Linked DNA regions of Mus musculus: region 2 is linked to region 1. The links are chromatin loops, found by intact Hi-C in ENCODE. Cell type or tissue: left cerebral cortex. All regions are shown on one strand. Each heading gives the region's core, and the rest is flanking DNA. Links, peaks and the distances in the headings are about the cores only.

Region 1 (7,720 bases), core at 2,395-4,894:
TTTAGACCAGTAAGTAGAGGACCTGAGTGGTTCCTATGGCAACTGAAAATTAGATCCCAGAAATGCAGAGCCATGAGAACAATATATTTGGGGCTTGTTAGCATTGAGGGATATCATAAGTTGGATTTGCTTTGCTGGTTTGTTTGTGTATTTGTTTGTTGGGTATTCCAATTAGACCTGAAGTCACAATCCTCCTCCTCCTCTTCCTCCTCCTCCTCTTCCTTTTCTTCTTCTCCTCTTCCTCTTCCTCTTCCTCTTCCTTCCTCCCCAGTCCTGAGATTAAAGTTATGTATCATCACCCCAAGATTTTCATTTTGTATGTGTATGAGTGAGGCAGCTATGTGATCCAGGCTGGTCCTGAATTTACAATCGTCATGCTTCACTCTCTCCAGTGTTGGGATTAGAGTGGTACACTGTTATACCCAGCTAGAAAGGTGGATTTGTACAAAACCCTCATAAATGCCACAGGGAGGTGCACTGTGGGAGGGTTGGTGGCATAGCTAGAGGAGTGGAAGGGTAGGGTGGGATGGTTTCAAGTGAGAACAGGTGCTGTACAGGAGAGGATGGGGCAGGGCTGTCCTTCAGAGAACAAGACTTTGACAAAGCCTCAAATCATGATTTTATATTTACCTAAAATTATGAATTATGTAGTGTGTGTGTGTGTGTGTGTGTGTGTGTGTGTGTGTGTATGTATGTGTATTAAACGAAGTTAAGCCACTTCGACTGACATGTTTTCCACTAGAACCATAGGCTAACAAAACTTCAGTACCAGGCACAAGAAACCTCCTTTCAAGTGGTTGGCCAGGGTAGTTCTAGTGACTTCCCAAAACAATACAGATTATAGATATATCCTTTGGTTGCCTCTCACCAGTTAGGAAGGTGGGCTCCTGTTGCTGAAGATACAATACTACACACTCAGAACACATGGTTTGGATAACGTGAGCTGGATGTGAGCTTAAAGATTCTTTCCTGTGGTCTAGCTTTCACTGTTTCAGAAAATACTATTCAGGCTGCCAAGAGAGGGCAACTATTAAACACCCCTACCAATCTGCAACTCCTATGAACCACGACAGTTACCAGCATGGAAGGATAGTAGAAAGATGCAATAAATAAGTGGCTCTCATATCATTGATGGCAACCAATAGCTGTCTAATTGGTCTTAAGGCCCACTCAACAGTAGAGAAATCATATCTGGTATAGGAAACCGAGGCAGCTTCTCCAGGATAATGAGGGCCCGGACTTTAGAAAAGAATCTACTACCACCAGTTTGCTAGATAAGCATAATTCCTTTTACATTCTAAATCTGATCCTTCTACCCACAGATAACTGTAGCTACCCCTCATCAAAGAAGCCTCCCTTTCCAACCAATGGGAGCCGTCAAAGAAAACCACAACTGGCTATAATGTAGCGATCAACAAATCATGGGGAACCCAGCCCCAACAGATATACCCTCAGCACAGCTGCTGCTTTTATATAGCTCAGGGAACATTGCAGAAGAGGGGCTGTAAAGATTCTAAGAGCCACAATAGTAGGAAGCCTGCTGTCAGCAACCAGTCCTAGAAATGGCTGTGTAACAGGAGCAATGGCATTATTGGTGGCATATGTTAACACGGAAGGAGGAAATTTTGCAGGGTCTCACCCCTAGGCAGAGAACTATAGGCAGATATGTTGGGAGAAGGAGAATTAGCCTCTCAGGGATGTGCCCTCTTACTAGTTGCCCTAGTGCTGCATGGTCAGCCTTGAAACCATATACACATAAACAACAACTGACTCAGAAGGGTGTGTGTGTGTGTGTGTGTGTGTGTGTGTGTGTGTGTGTAACAAATATAATCGAACTGAGAGTGGGGATGGAGGTGCTGAAGGGAATAAACGAGAGGGAAGTAATGTATTTTTATTTCAATAAAACCATTTTTTTAAAAAAATTAAAAATTTAAAAAGTTTTTTTGATTTTTAAAAAATATTTAAGCATTTCATTTACATTTGCATTGTACTCTGATAGTTGACCAAATAGTAATACCTATTAGAAATTTGGACAGTCAATAATTTGGCTATATTTTTCTCATTTTAAGAGGATTTCTTGGGAAATGTTTTGGTGCTGGGGTTCATATTTTTGTTGCTGTTTTTTTAAAGGTAAAAGAAATTCTGCTCCTCCCCTTAGCTCTTTTCACTCTACCTGACTCCATGATAAGACAGTCTTGTCAGGAATTCTTCAGACTTAGGGTGTGTGTGTGTGTGTACTGTGTTTGTCTCTCTGTGTGTGTCTCTGTATGTATGCATGCATGCATGCATGCCTGTGTGTCTGTGACTGTGTGAGTTTGTATATGTCTATGTATATCTCTCTGTGTGTGTCTCTGTGGACCCTTTAGAATTTAATGCGAATACACTAGCAGGAGCTAGTACATACAAAGCGTGGGCTTTCCAAAGGCAGGGCTTCCATGAATAGTACCTGCCTCTGTCTCCTCTGTATCTCATGCCTTTTCCCCACCCTTACTTTAGTAAGACAGGAAGGGAAGGGGCAAGAGAGCAAAAGAAGGTGGTGGATCATGCTATGACTAATCAAGAATAATATATCCCAGAAAGAAAGAGAGGTGGGATGGAGTACAAAGAAAGATGTCTGTGCTGCTGAGGATGTGACTAGTCAGGACCAAATTGATGCAGATATAAAGGCAAAGATACATAAAAGTAGACGTCATCTCACTCCCCCTCACCAACAGACTTCGCTAATGTTTGGGGGTGGGGTGGGGTGGACTACAATGGCAGAGAAGTAGACTGCAGTAAGAAGAAAAACCATTTTGCAGCCTGCTTGCTTTAGTCCAGTATTTTTCCATTTCTCTCTTCTCATGACCAGAAGTCTAGACAGGAAGCAGAGGTCGGTTACCAAGGAAACTGAAGCTGAGTGTGCTTGATTGGTTACCTTTGAGATAAAAACAAAATTGCTATTCAAAATGTAAGCTCTTGTGGAGGATGGGCAAATACTAAGCATATAGACGTCTATTAATCCTTATAATTATTTTGTAGGGAAGCATGCACAAACACTTGCGCGTGCGCGCGTGTGCACACACACACACAAAACATTTTCCTACAGGGTTAATTGGGAGTTGCTCTTCAGAAAGACCTTGAATTCTGCCTCTGGTCCCTTCTATTCTTTCTGCCAGCCCCATACTCTTAGTGTCTAATTGTACCCCATGTCTGAGTCTGATGAAATCCTGACAAGACTGTCTTCATGAAGTTATCTGGGGTGGGGGTGGGGGTTGAGCTTAGGGTGGGAACAGAATTTCTTTTAGCTTAAAAAAAAAAAACCCAACAAAGATATGAACCAGACATTTCCCAAGAAATCCTCTTAAAATGAGAAAAATATAGCCAAACTATTGATTATTCAGATGTCTAATTAAGAGGTATTAATATTTGGTCATCTAGCAGACTGCAGTGCAAATGTAATTGAAATGCTTACTTTGCCATTCCTTATACGTTGCTGCCCCTAGTGTAATAAATAGTAACTGCATCTTCTGGACTGCTGAAGGCCATTAAAGTCCTCCCATCCTCCATTTGAATGTTATATACAGAACTTTAGACGTGTATCTATATTTTTCAACACAGTTGAATATATCTGCTAATGTTTTTTATTACAAAAGACGAAAAGAGGTGGTCAGACAGGGCCTTCTGATTCTTCTGATGCGGAAATGATCTGTGGCAACTACTTTCTGATATGTTTGTCTGAGAATCAGTGTTCACTTTTGACAAACACACCCTTTTTATACTCTGAAATAACTTCAGAAGATCCATGCTGATGTCACATGTGTCCTAATAATGAGATTTCCAGGGAATTTGAAAGTTAATGTGAAACCACTTTAAAGTTTTATGCAAACAAGGTGTATTCATATCTGTCTACAGTGTCTTCTAAGATTAAGACTTGGCCGTAGACTTGAGTAGGGGTGTGTGTGTGTGTGTGTGTGTGTGTGTGTGTCTGTCTGTCTGTCTGTCTATGTGTCTGTCTGTGTGTCTCTGTAAGCATATTCCAGGAAGTTGAGCTTACAGTGATAAGAATGCATAATGGGTTGGGGATTAAACCTAGCCTCCTCACATGCCTTAACTGTCCTAAAATTAGCTCTGTAGACAAAGCTGGCTTCAAACTCCCAGAAATTATCTGCCTCTGCCTCCTGGGTGCTAGGACTGAAGGTGTGCACCACCATTGCTTGACTCAACCTGTTTGTTTGTTTGTTTGTTGTTTGTTTGTTTGTTTTGAACACAAATCAGGACCCAGGATTGGCACCAGACATAGTGGGCTGGGCTGTCTTGAATCAATCATTAATTCAAGAAAATGCCCTACAGGCTTGCCAATATGCCAGTCTGTTGGAGGTATTGTCTCAATAGAGGTTTCCTCTAAAATGACTCTAGCTTGTATCAAGTCTATCAAAAACAAACAAACAAACAAACAAACAAACTAACTAACTAACCAGGATAATAAGGATGGGGGACCCAAAGAGACCCCCCAGGACAGGAAGCAAGGTTTTATTAATACAAAGGCTAGAGGCGGAAGGTTTTCTTCCCTTGTTCCCTTCAGCATTTGGTATGGGGATCAGTGTAAGCCATCAGTGATTTACGAATAAGCAAGAAACCCCACAGCCAATGTATGAGGACACAGAAGCTTTTCTTTTCCTTCTTATTTGTAAGCAGCTGTCGCTCAGCTGAGCTGACCCGCATGCCTGTTCAGGAGGTGCAATAAAGGCAGAGCTGAGAGAAACAGCATAGGTTCTTGAGGTTCAGGTATGTCCTAATGGGAATTATTAATAAGCAAAAGGAAGATATATTTTCTTTCATGTAAAGCTTGCTTAACAATTCTATATAAATATGGGCTAAAATAGAGCATGGTTGTTGAAATGAGTCTTGAAATACTTGCTTTTGTTTATTTATTTATCTTGGGTTTTTTTTTGTTTGTTTGTTTGTTTTTGAGACAGGGTTTCTTCATGTACCCTTGCCTATGTGGGTACTCACTCTGTAGACCACGAACTCCCAGAGATCCACCTCCCTCTGCTTCCTGAGTGCTAAGAGTAAAAGCTTGAGCCACCACCCAGCGAGATACATGGTTTTTAAAACTTATTTCTCCCATTACTGCCTGGCTTCTCTCCTTTTCCTGTGTCCCTTTCTCTAATAATTCATTATGTCTTTGTGGTTATCTGTACAGGAAGAATCACTTGTGTGCACACGACAAAAGCCCTTTGAATGAACACGTAAGCGTCTCAATCCAAGATTGTGGGTGTATCAAAATGGATCTGCCTTCCATTTTGTATTATACTTGACATTTTCTCCTTAATGGTTTTGATAGATTCTGCTTTGGTCTCCCTGGCAACGATCTTTATGTCTTTGTTTCAGCCTCTTAGCACTGAACAGCAAAGAGGAAAGTAGGCTATTACCTGTTCCTGGTTGCTAAGCACAGTGTTCCTGCCTGGGCTGAGTCACTCAGGAGAGATTAGAAGTGGAGCGGTTACTAAGACAACGGAATCGCACATCCATTTCCTCTGTGAGGCCCCTTTTCTTCATACATTTATATCAAGTAAGAAAGGGAGGGCTCTGGGATAAAAATACTGGCAGTGAACAAAGAAACAATGTAAAGATGCTTTCCTACATTTCAGTAATGGTGGGATTGTTTTAGGAAACCATTTAAAGAACAAAAAAAAACATTAGAATGAGAAGTTCTTTATAACATATAATAACTGACATATACTTGAGAGATAGCAAAATATAATATCAGGTAATGTCAAAAATAATGGCACTATAAATGCAGAGGGTTCATCTACTGTGGGGCATGAGGGAACAGTGATGTCTGGGCCCCGTCCCCAGAGATACTTATTAAGTAATATGGTATATGGCCATGGAATAAGCACCAGTTAAAAATTCTGTGTATGGAAATCCAAAATGGAAGCTGCCATCTAGAGGCAAAACCAATCTTTAAGGATGTTGTAGCTTATCCACCAGAGGAGACTGCTCAAATGTGGGTTTAAGTCAATAGAAAGTCTTGCTGGGCGGTGGTGGCACACACCTTTAATCCCAGCTCTTGGGAGGCAGAAGCAGGCGGATTTCTTAGTTTGAGGCCAACCCGGTCTTCGGAGTGAGTTCCAGGACAGCCATGGCTATACAGAGAAACTCTGTCTCAAAAAAAAAAAGCCCAAAAAAAAAGAAAAAAAAATTACAAGAAAACGCAATCAAATAGGTGAAGGAAATGAACAAAACCATCCAAGATCAAAAAATAGAAATAGAAACAATAAAGAAATCACAAAGGGAGACAAACATAGAGTTAGAAAACCTAGGAAAGAGATCAAGAGTCGTAGATGCAAGCATCACCAACAGAATACAAGAGATGGAAGAGAGAATCTCAGGTGCCAAAGGTACCGTAGAAAACATTGACACAACAGTCAAAGAAAATGCAAGAAGCAAAAACTCCTAACCCAAGGAGTTTCTACATCCAGCAAATCCAGGACACAATGAAAAGACCAATCCTAAGGGTAATAGGTATAGAAGATAGTGAAGATTCCCAACTCAAAGGGCCAGTAAATATCTTCAGCAAAATTATAGGAGAAAATTTCCCTAACGTAAAGAAAGAGATGCCCATGAACATACAAGAAGCCTGCAGAACTCAAAAATAGACTGGACCAGAAAAGAAATTCCTCTCATCACACAAGAATCAAAACACAAAATGCACTAAATAAAAAATATTAAAAGCAGTAAGGGAAAAAAGGCCAAGTAACATATAAAGGCAGACCTATCAGAATTACACCAGACTTCTCACCAGAGACTATGAAAGCCAGAAGATCCTGGGCAGATGTTATACAGACACTAAGAGAACACAAATGCCAGCCCAGGCTACTATACCTGGCCAAACTCTCAATTACCATAGATGGATAAAACAAGATATTCCATGACAAAACCAAATTTACATGTTGACTTTCCATAAATCCAGCCCTACAATGGATCATAGATGGAAAACTCCAACACAAGGAGGGAAACTATAACCTAGAAAAAGCAAGAAAGTCATCTTTCAACAAACCCAAAAGAAGATAGCTATATAAACATAATTCCACCTCTAACAACAAAAATAACAGGAAGTAATAATCACTTTTCCTTAATATCTCTTAACATCAGTGGACTCAATTCCCCAGTAAAAAAAAAAAGACAGACTAACAGACTGGATATGTAAACAGGACCTAGCATTTTGCTGCATACAGGAAAGGCACCTCAGTGACAAAGACAGACACTACCTCAGAGTAAAAGGTTGGAGTACAATTTTCCAAGCAAATGGTCCCAAGAAACAAGATGGAGTAGCCATTCCAATATTGAATAAAATCAGCTCTCAACCAAAAGTTATCAAAAAAAAAAAAAAAGATAAGGAAGAACACTTCATACTGGTCACAGGAAAAAATCTACCAAGATGAACTTTCAATTCTGAACATCTATGCTCCAAATGCAAGAGCACTCACATTCATAAGAAACTTTACTAAAGCTCAAAGCACACATTGCACTCCACACAATATTAGTAGGAGACTTCAACACCTCCCTCTCAGCAATGGATAGATCATGGAAACAGAAACTAAACAAAGACACAGTGAAACTAACAGAAGTTATGAACTAAATGGATCTAACAGATATTTATAGAACATTTTATCCTAAAACAAAAGAATATAGCTTCTTCTCAGAACCTCACAGTACCTTCTCCAAAGTTGACCAA
Region 2 (7,720 bases), core at 2,323-4,822, 150 kb before region 1:
CTATAAGAAGCATATCGAACATCAAATACAGTGGAACAGAAATGAAAGTTCCCTTGCTACATAATAATCCAAACACTAAAAGTACAGAACAAAGAAAGAATATTGAAAGCCCCAAGGGAAAAAGACCAAGTAACATACAATGTCAGTTCTATTAGAATTATACCTGATGTTTCATTGGAAACTCTAAAAGCCAGAAGTGTATGGACAGATGTGTTGCAAACTCTAAGAGACCACAGTTACCATCCCAGACTACTATACTTACTTAGCAAAACTTCCAATCACCATAGATGGACAATATAAGACATTCCATGATAAAGCCAAATTTAAACAATCTATCTACAAATCTAGCCCCATAGAAGATGCTAGAGGGACAACTCCAAATCAAGGAAGTTAGATACATCCTTGTAAACACAGAATAATAATCCCGCACTAGCAAGGGAAGTACACACACACACACACACACACACACACACAGAGAGAGAGAGAGAGAGAGAGAGAGAGAGAGAGAGAGAGACAGACACACACACACACACAGAGAGAGAGAGAGAGAGAGAGAGAGAGAGAGACAGAGAGAGAGAGACAGAGAGAGGCAGAGAGAGAGAGAGAGTAAACAACCAACAACAAAATAAATCAACAATCTTTGGTCATTGATATCTCTCAGTATTAATGGTCTCAATTCCCCAGCAAGGAGATACAGACTAACAGAATGGATGGAAAAACAGGACGGATCCTTCTGATGAATAGAAGAAACACACCTTCAACATCAAGAATACACATTAGCTCAGGGTAAAGGGTTGAGAAAAAATATTCCAAGCAAATGGACCTAAGTAGCAAGCTGGTATAGCCATTTCAATGTATGACAAAATAGACTTCAAACCAAAACTAATCAGAAGAGATAGGTAAGCATATTACATATTCATCAAAAGAAAAATCCATCAAGAGGACACAGCAATTCTTAACATCTATGCATCAAACATAAGGGCACCCACTTTTGTAAAAGAAAATAATACAGCTTAAATCACATATCGACTTCAATATTCCACTCTCACCAATGGACATACCATCCAAACAAAACTAAACTGAGAAATATTACAGCTAACAGACATTATAAACAAATGGACTTAACAGATATTTACATAGTATTTCACCAAAACACAAAAGAATATACCTTCTTTGTGCCATATCATGGAACTTTCCCAAATTTGACCACATAATCATACACAAAGAAGTCTCAACAGATACAAGAAAACAAAATAACTCTCTGCAACCTGTCTGACAATCATGGATTAAAGCTAGAATTCAACAACACAAACATCAGAAAGCTTACAATGTTAAGGGAACTGAACACCTCTCTATTAGATTAAAAAAGGGTCAACAAGGGAAAAAAAAGAAATGAAAGACTTTCTAGAATTAAATGAAAATTAAGGTATAACATACCCAAACTTATGGGTCACAATGCAAGTAGTGCTAACAGGAAAGTTCATAGCACTGAGTACCTTCATAAAAAAACTTGAAGAGATTCTATACTATCTATTTAACAACACACCTAGAAGCTCTAGAGCAAAAAGAAGCAAACATACCAAAGAGGAGTAGATGGTAGGAAATAATCAAACTCAGGACTGAAATCAACCAATTGGAAACAAAGAGAATAGTACAAAGAATCTACAAAACAAAGAGCTAGTTCTTTTAGAAAATCAACAAGATGGATAAACTCTTAGCCAAACTAACTAAAAGGCAGAGAGAATATCCAATTTAATAAAATCAGAAAATAGAAGGGGGCATAGCAACTGACACAGCAGGAATCCATAGAGTCATAAGGACATATTTTAAAAATCTGTATTCCACCAAATTGGAAAATCTAAATGATGTGGATAATTTTCTTGGTATATACCACTTACCAAAGTTAAATCAAGATCAGATAAACTATTTACATGGACCTATCACCCCTAGTGAAATAGAAGCAGCCATTAAAAGTACCCTGCCCTTGCCAAAAGAAGCCCAGGGCCAGACTGTTTATTGCAGAATTTTACCAGACTTTCAGATAAAAGTTAACATCAATATTCATCAAATTATTTCACAAATAGAAACATAAGAGATATTGGTCGATTCATTTTATGAGTGCACAATTATCAATACTTAATCTGTACAAAGCCTCAACAAAGAAAGAGAATTTGAGACCAATTTCCCTCATGAACAGTGAAGCAAAAACATTCAATAAAATAATTACAAACTGAACTCAAGAACACATCCACAAGATCATCCACTACAAAATATAAATAGAAGAAACATTTCCAAATTTATTTTTGTGGCCACAGTCACCCTGATACCCAAAATCACACAAAGACTCAACAAAAATCAACAACAAAAAAAGAGAATTTCAGACAAATTTCCCTCTTGAAAATTGATGCAAAATTTTTTTCAATGCTTCACAAATTGAATCCAAGAACAACAAAAAGATCAGTTACCATAATCAAATAGACCTCATCCCAGGGATGCAGGGATGGGTCAACATATGAAAATCTGTCAATGTGATCCACCATATAAACAAACTGAAAGAAAAACCACATGATCATCTCATTAGATGCTGACTAAACCTTTGACAAAATTCAACACCCATTCATGATAAAAGTCCTGGAGAGATTAGGGATACAAGGAACATACCTAAACATTAAAGGCAATTTACAGCAAATCTATAGCCAACATCAAATTAAATGGTGAGGAACTCAAAGCAATTCCACTAAAACCAGGGATAAGACAAGGCTGCCCACTCTATCCATAAGTATTTAGCAGAGTACCTCAAGTTCTATCTTGAACAATAAGACAGCTGCTAAAGGAGATCAAGGGAAAGGAAGAAGTCAAAGTATTGTATTTTGCAGAAGATATGATAAAATATGTAAGCAACCCCAAAATTTCTACAGGAACTTCTCCAGCTGAAAACACCTTCAGCAAAGTGGCTAGATACAAAATTAACTAAAAAAAATAAAAATCAGTAGCCCTCCTGTGTACAAATGACAAATGGCCTGAGAAATCAGTGATACAACACTTTCCACAAATGCTGCAGATAATATAAAGTACTCTGGGGTAACTAATCAAGGAAGTGAAAGACCTGCATGATAAAATCTCCAAATCACTGAAGAAGGAAATTAAAGAATATAGCAGAAGATGAAAAGATCTCCCATGCTCATGTGTCAGTATGATTAGCATAGTAAAAATGGTTATCATACCAAAAGCAATCTACAGATTTAGTGTAGTCCCCATTAAAAATTTCAACACAATTCTTTGCAGGCCTTTAAAAAAGCAATGCTCAACTTCATATGGAAAGCCAAAAAATCCAGGATATCTAAAAGAATCCTGTACAATAAAAGAACTACTGGAGGTATGACCATACCTGAAGGCCCGTATATGAATCCATACTTATATGGACACTTGAGGTTTTTAAAAAAGAAACCAGAAATATATACTGGAAAAAAACGCAGCATCTCCAACACATGGTGCTGGTCAAACTGCATGTCTGCATGAAGAAGAATGCAAATATACCCATATTTATCACCCTGTAAAAAACTCAAGTTCTAGTGGATCAAAAACCTCAACATAGGGCAGGAGAGATGGCTCAGCAGTTAAGAACACTGACTGCTCTTCCATAGGCCCTGAGTTCAATTCCCAGCAACCACATGGTGGCGCACAACCATCTTTAACAGAATTAAATGCCCTTTTCTAGTATGTCTGAAGATGGGCAACAGTGTACTCACATACATAAAAATAAACGAACACCCTCAACATGAAACTAGATACATTGATTCTAATATAAGAGAAACTAGAGAACAGCATTGAACGCATTGGCACATGATATGACTTCTTGAACAGAACACCAATGGCTCAGGCTCTAAGATCAACAACTGATAAATGGGACCTCATGAAACTGAAAAGCTTCTGTAAGGCAAAACACATGGTCAATCAGATAAAGAGGCAGCCTAAGGAATGGGAAAAATATTTTTACCAACTCCATTTCCAATAGTGGACTAATATCCAAAATAGGCAAAGAATTCAAGAATCTTTATATTAAAAAAAATAACCAAGTGACCCAATTAAAAATGGAGAACAGATCTAAACAGAATATTCTCAATAGAGGAATCTCAAAAGGCTGAGAAATACTTAAATAAATGTTCAAAATCCTTAGCCATCAGGGAAATACAAATCAAAACTTCTTTGAGATTCCATCTTACTCCTGTCAGAATGGCTAAGATCAAAAACACAAGGGACAGCTCATGCTGGTGAAGATGTGGAGCAAGGGGAACACTCCTCCATTGCAAGTGGGAGGGCAAACTAAAACAGCCACTATGGAAACCAATTAGGTGATTTTTCAGAGAGTTGGACATTGATCTACTTCAAGACGCAGCTATATCACTCTTTGGCATATACCCAAGGAATGCTCCATCCTACCACAAGGACATTTGTTCAATAATGTTTACTGCAGCATTATTCATAATAGCCAGAAACTGGAAACAACCTAGATATTCCCACAACATAAGAATGAATAAAGAAAATGTGGCACTGGAGGATATGCGATCACACTGCAGACCATGGGATTGTGTTGTTTGCTGGAAAGAAATATTTCTAGATGTGGTATGGCTCACCCCCTAGCACCCACCTTTAATCCCTCTGGCAGGAATATAGACATCCCTTAGTACACACCTTTAATCTCCCAAAAATGAAGCTAAAGGAAGCACCCTCTACACATGTTTAAAAGTGATGTCTAATTGAGCGGCAGACAAAGTGATGAGTAGGAGAAAGATTTGATAGAATAGGATAGGCCTAACTCTCATAAGAAGAGAGAGGAAGTCATAGACAGACAGAAAGACAGAGACACATAAACAAAGAGAGAAAAAAGACAGAGACAGAGAGAGATACATACAGAGAAAGGGACACTCAGAGAGACAGAGAGACGGAAGGACAAAGAGAAAGCAGTTTTCCCAGAGAGAGTTGTACAGAGGCAGGTTGGAGAGAGAGAGAGAGAGAGAGAGAGAGAGAGAGAGAGAGAGAGAGAGAGAGAGAGAGAGAGAGAGAGAGAGAGAGAGAGAGAGAGAGAGAGAGAGAGAGAGAGAGAGACACAGACAGAGAGAGAGAGAGAGAGAGAGAGAGAGAGAGAGAGAGAGAGAGAGAGAGAGAGAGAGAGAGAGAGAGAGAGAGAGAGAGAGAGAGAGAGAGAGAGAGAGAGAGAGAAGCTAGACCCAGGTGAAGACAAAATGAGCCAGAGAATGAGAATGAGCCAGAAGATTAGAACTGATTGCTAGAGTTAGTTTGAGGTCAAGTAGACAAATGCAGTTAGAATTGAAAGAAGCCAGTTTGTTGAAGCAGTTAGTATGGAAAGGAGTTTGGGGCCAGAACAACTGAGTTGATCCAGCCAGCCAGAGATCAGAAAGAACTAGGAAGGGGTGAGCTTATTCAGTAGCAAGTCTCAGAGGCAGAGGCTGAAAACATTCTAGGCATTGATTAGATTGTATGGAGGCTAGACATTTCCAGGACTAGGACTAAGTTAACAGATGGAGGCAGTAAGCCTTGGAGATGACAAGCCAGGCAAACAAAAATACTTTTACAAGGTACATTTACACATTGGATTATTACTCAGCTGTTAAAAAATGAAGTCATGAAATCTGCAGGCAAATGGATGGAACTAGAAAAAAAATCACTGAGCAAGATAACCCAGATCCAGAAAGATAAATATGGTATATATTCACTTATAAGTGGATATTAGCTGTTAAGTAAATGATAACCAAACTACAATCCATAGATCCAGAGATGTTGAGTAAAGAGGAGATTATGTAGAGATCTCCCTGGGAAGGGGAAAATAGAATAGATTTTATGGGTGTATTGGGGATATATGGGAACAGGACTGAGGGGATCAGGTAGAGGGAAGATGGAATGAAGGAAGCGAGTATGAGGAGAGCAATTTGGAAGTGAGGGAGCACTTGGGGATGTCTGTGGAAACCTAGTGCAGTGGAAACTTCCTTGAATAAATGAAGATGACTCTAGTGAACACTCTTAGTAATGGGGGATATGGAGCCTGAACTGGTCATCACTTGTAGCCAGACAAGTCTTCCAGTAGCAGGACTAAGCAGAATTTAATTGAGGTGTTAGTCAAGGGAATCTCATGGAAATCCCCAAACAATCCAGGTTGTTGCCAAGACAAGGGGCTGCTCTCTGAATACTGACCATGGGGTCTCATTGCTGAGGACAACACCCTCACAGCTCATTAAACATGGAGAAGATGAGCTGAAGCCTACAAGGAGCTCTCACCCCCATGTTCTAGTGTCTTGGGTGTAGGAAGGTACTGTGCAGGCTACTGAAAGAAAACATGGACACCGATGCAGGAATAACACCTTTTACCAACAATCTGTCCTGCCTGCAAAATATGCAAGGGCAGTAGTGGCACAGAACATGTGGGATGAACCAGCCAATGTCTGATTTGATCCAAGGCCCACTCATGAGCCGTATCTGACATTTGGAACCTGTATCCGACAATTCTTGGGTGATCAAGAACCAGAAGCTAGCTAGCTCAGAGACCTAAGGTAAAACCGAACACTACTGGTCTTAAAAAAAAAAAAGCAGTAAAATGATTCCTAATGATATACTTATAGATCAGTGCCTTATCCAGTCTTCATCAGAGAAGCTTCCTCCTGCAGCAGATGGAAACAGATGAAGAGACCCCCAGCCAGACATTACATGGAGAGAATCAAGTTGGATGTTTCCATCTAATCCCTCCCCTTGGGGTTTAGGGAACCCTATAAAAGAGGAGGCAGGAAGAATGTGAGAGCTAGAGGGGACAGAGGATACCAGGAGAACAAGGCTCTCTGAATCAAATGAGCAGAGATCATATGAACTCACAGAAACAAGCAGCAAGCACAGGGCCCACATGGGGTTGCACCAGGACATTTGCATTTATATGATAGCTTTCAGCTTAGTATTTTTATGGGACTCTTAACTTTGAGGGCGAGTGGGTCTCTGATTCTTATGCCTCCAATTGGGAGTCTTTTTCTCCTGTTGGGTTGCTGTAGCCAACTTCAATATGATGGGTTTTGTTTCATCTTGTTATATTTTGTTTTGTTGTGTTTGGTTATTGTCTCTTAGAAGCCTGGTTTTTGTTTTGTTTTGTTTTTTTGTTTTTTAATGAGAGACAGAAAGGCATTGGATCTGGAGGGGAAGGAAGGTCAGGAAGAACATAGTAAAGGGAGGAGGAGAAACTATAATTAGGATATATTTTATGAGAAAAAGTTCATTTTCAATAAGAGAACAAAAAAGGAAAAAATAAAGAAATACACTACCTACAGGACAGTATATTTATAGGGTTTCCTTTGATTTTACTTTTAGTTTTCATTCAATCAATCATCCAAATATATTAAGGTAAACTGCTCCTTTTCACCCTTCACAACATTGCTTAGGTGCTGTCAATATTCTGTTCTTTTGCCATTCTTCATCATAAAATGTATAGTTGCAGGATAATTATATAATAAAGTTAGAGCTACTTGTCACAGATTTCATTACATCAAAGATTATTTGTATGCTGTGGTTAATTATTTTTGTATATATTAAGGTTCCCATTTAGTGACATACAGTTCTATGGGTTCTGACGAATATTCTCCTTAGGTTTGTTAAGACTTGTTTTGTGGTCTTACTCAGGATGTGTGCTGGAGAGTACTGCATGTAGATTTGAGAAGAATGTGTA

What was found. Peaks named below come from ENCODE experiments on the same cell type or tissue, not always from the same donor. Only the 100,000 strongest peaks of a DNase experiment are listed, where the experiment ranks them.
Region 2: a loop joins it to region 1, with 4 times the contacts of the local background. A loop is called at or near these places in 22 of 42 quality-filtered maps.

What each region holds. Positions count from the first base shown.
Region 1 is chrX:150,506,598-150,514,317 of GRCm38, reverse strand. It overlaps a transcript of Apex2 not described here. Among named protein-coding and RNA genes, the nearest start is that of Alas2, 37 kb to the left of the region's middle. In left cerebral cortex, for the core only: a CTCF peak has its summit at 3,481; DNase peaks (open chromatin) are centred at 2,467, 2,701, 3,490 and 4,003; H3K27ac peaks cover 256 bases.
Region 2 is chrX:150,658,958-150,666,677 of GRCm38, reverse strand. No RefSeq gene overlaps it. Among named protein-coding and RNA genes, the nearest start is that of Tro, 5.4 kb to the right of the region's middle. In left cerebral cortex, for the core only: a CTCF peak has its summit at 3,680 (motif pointing right); a DNase peak (open chromatin) is centred at 3,667.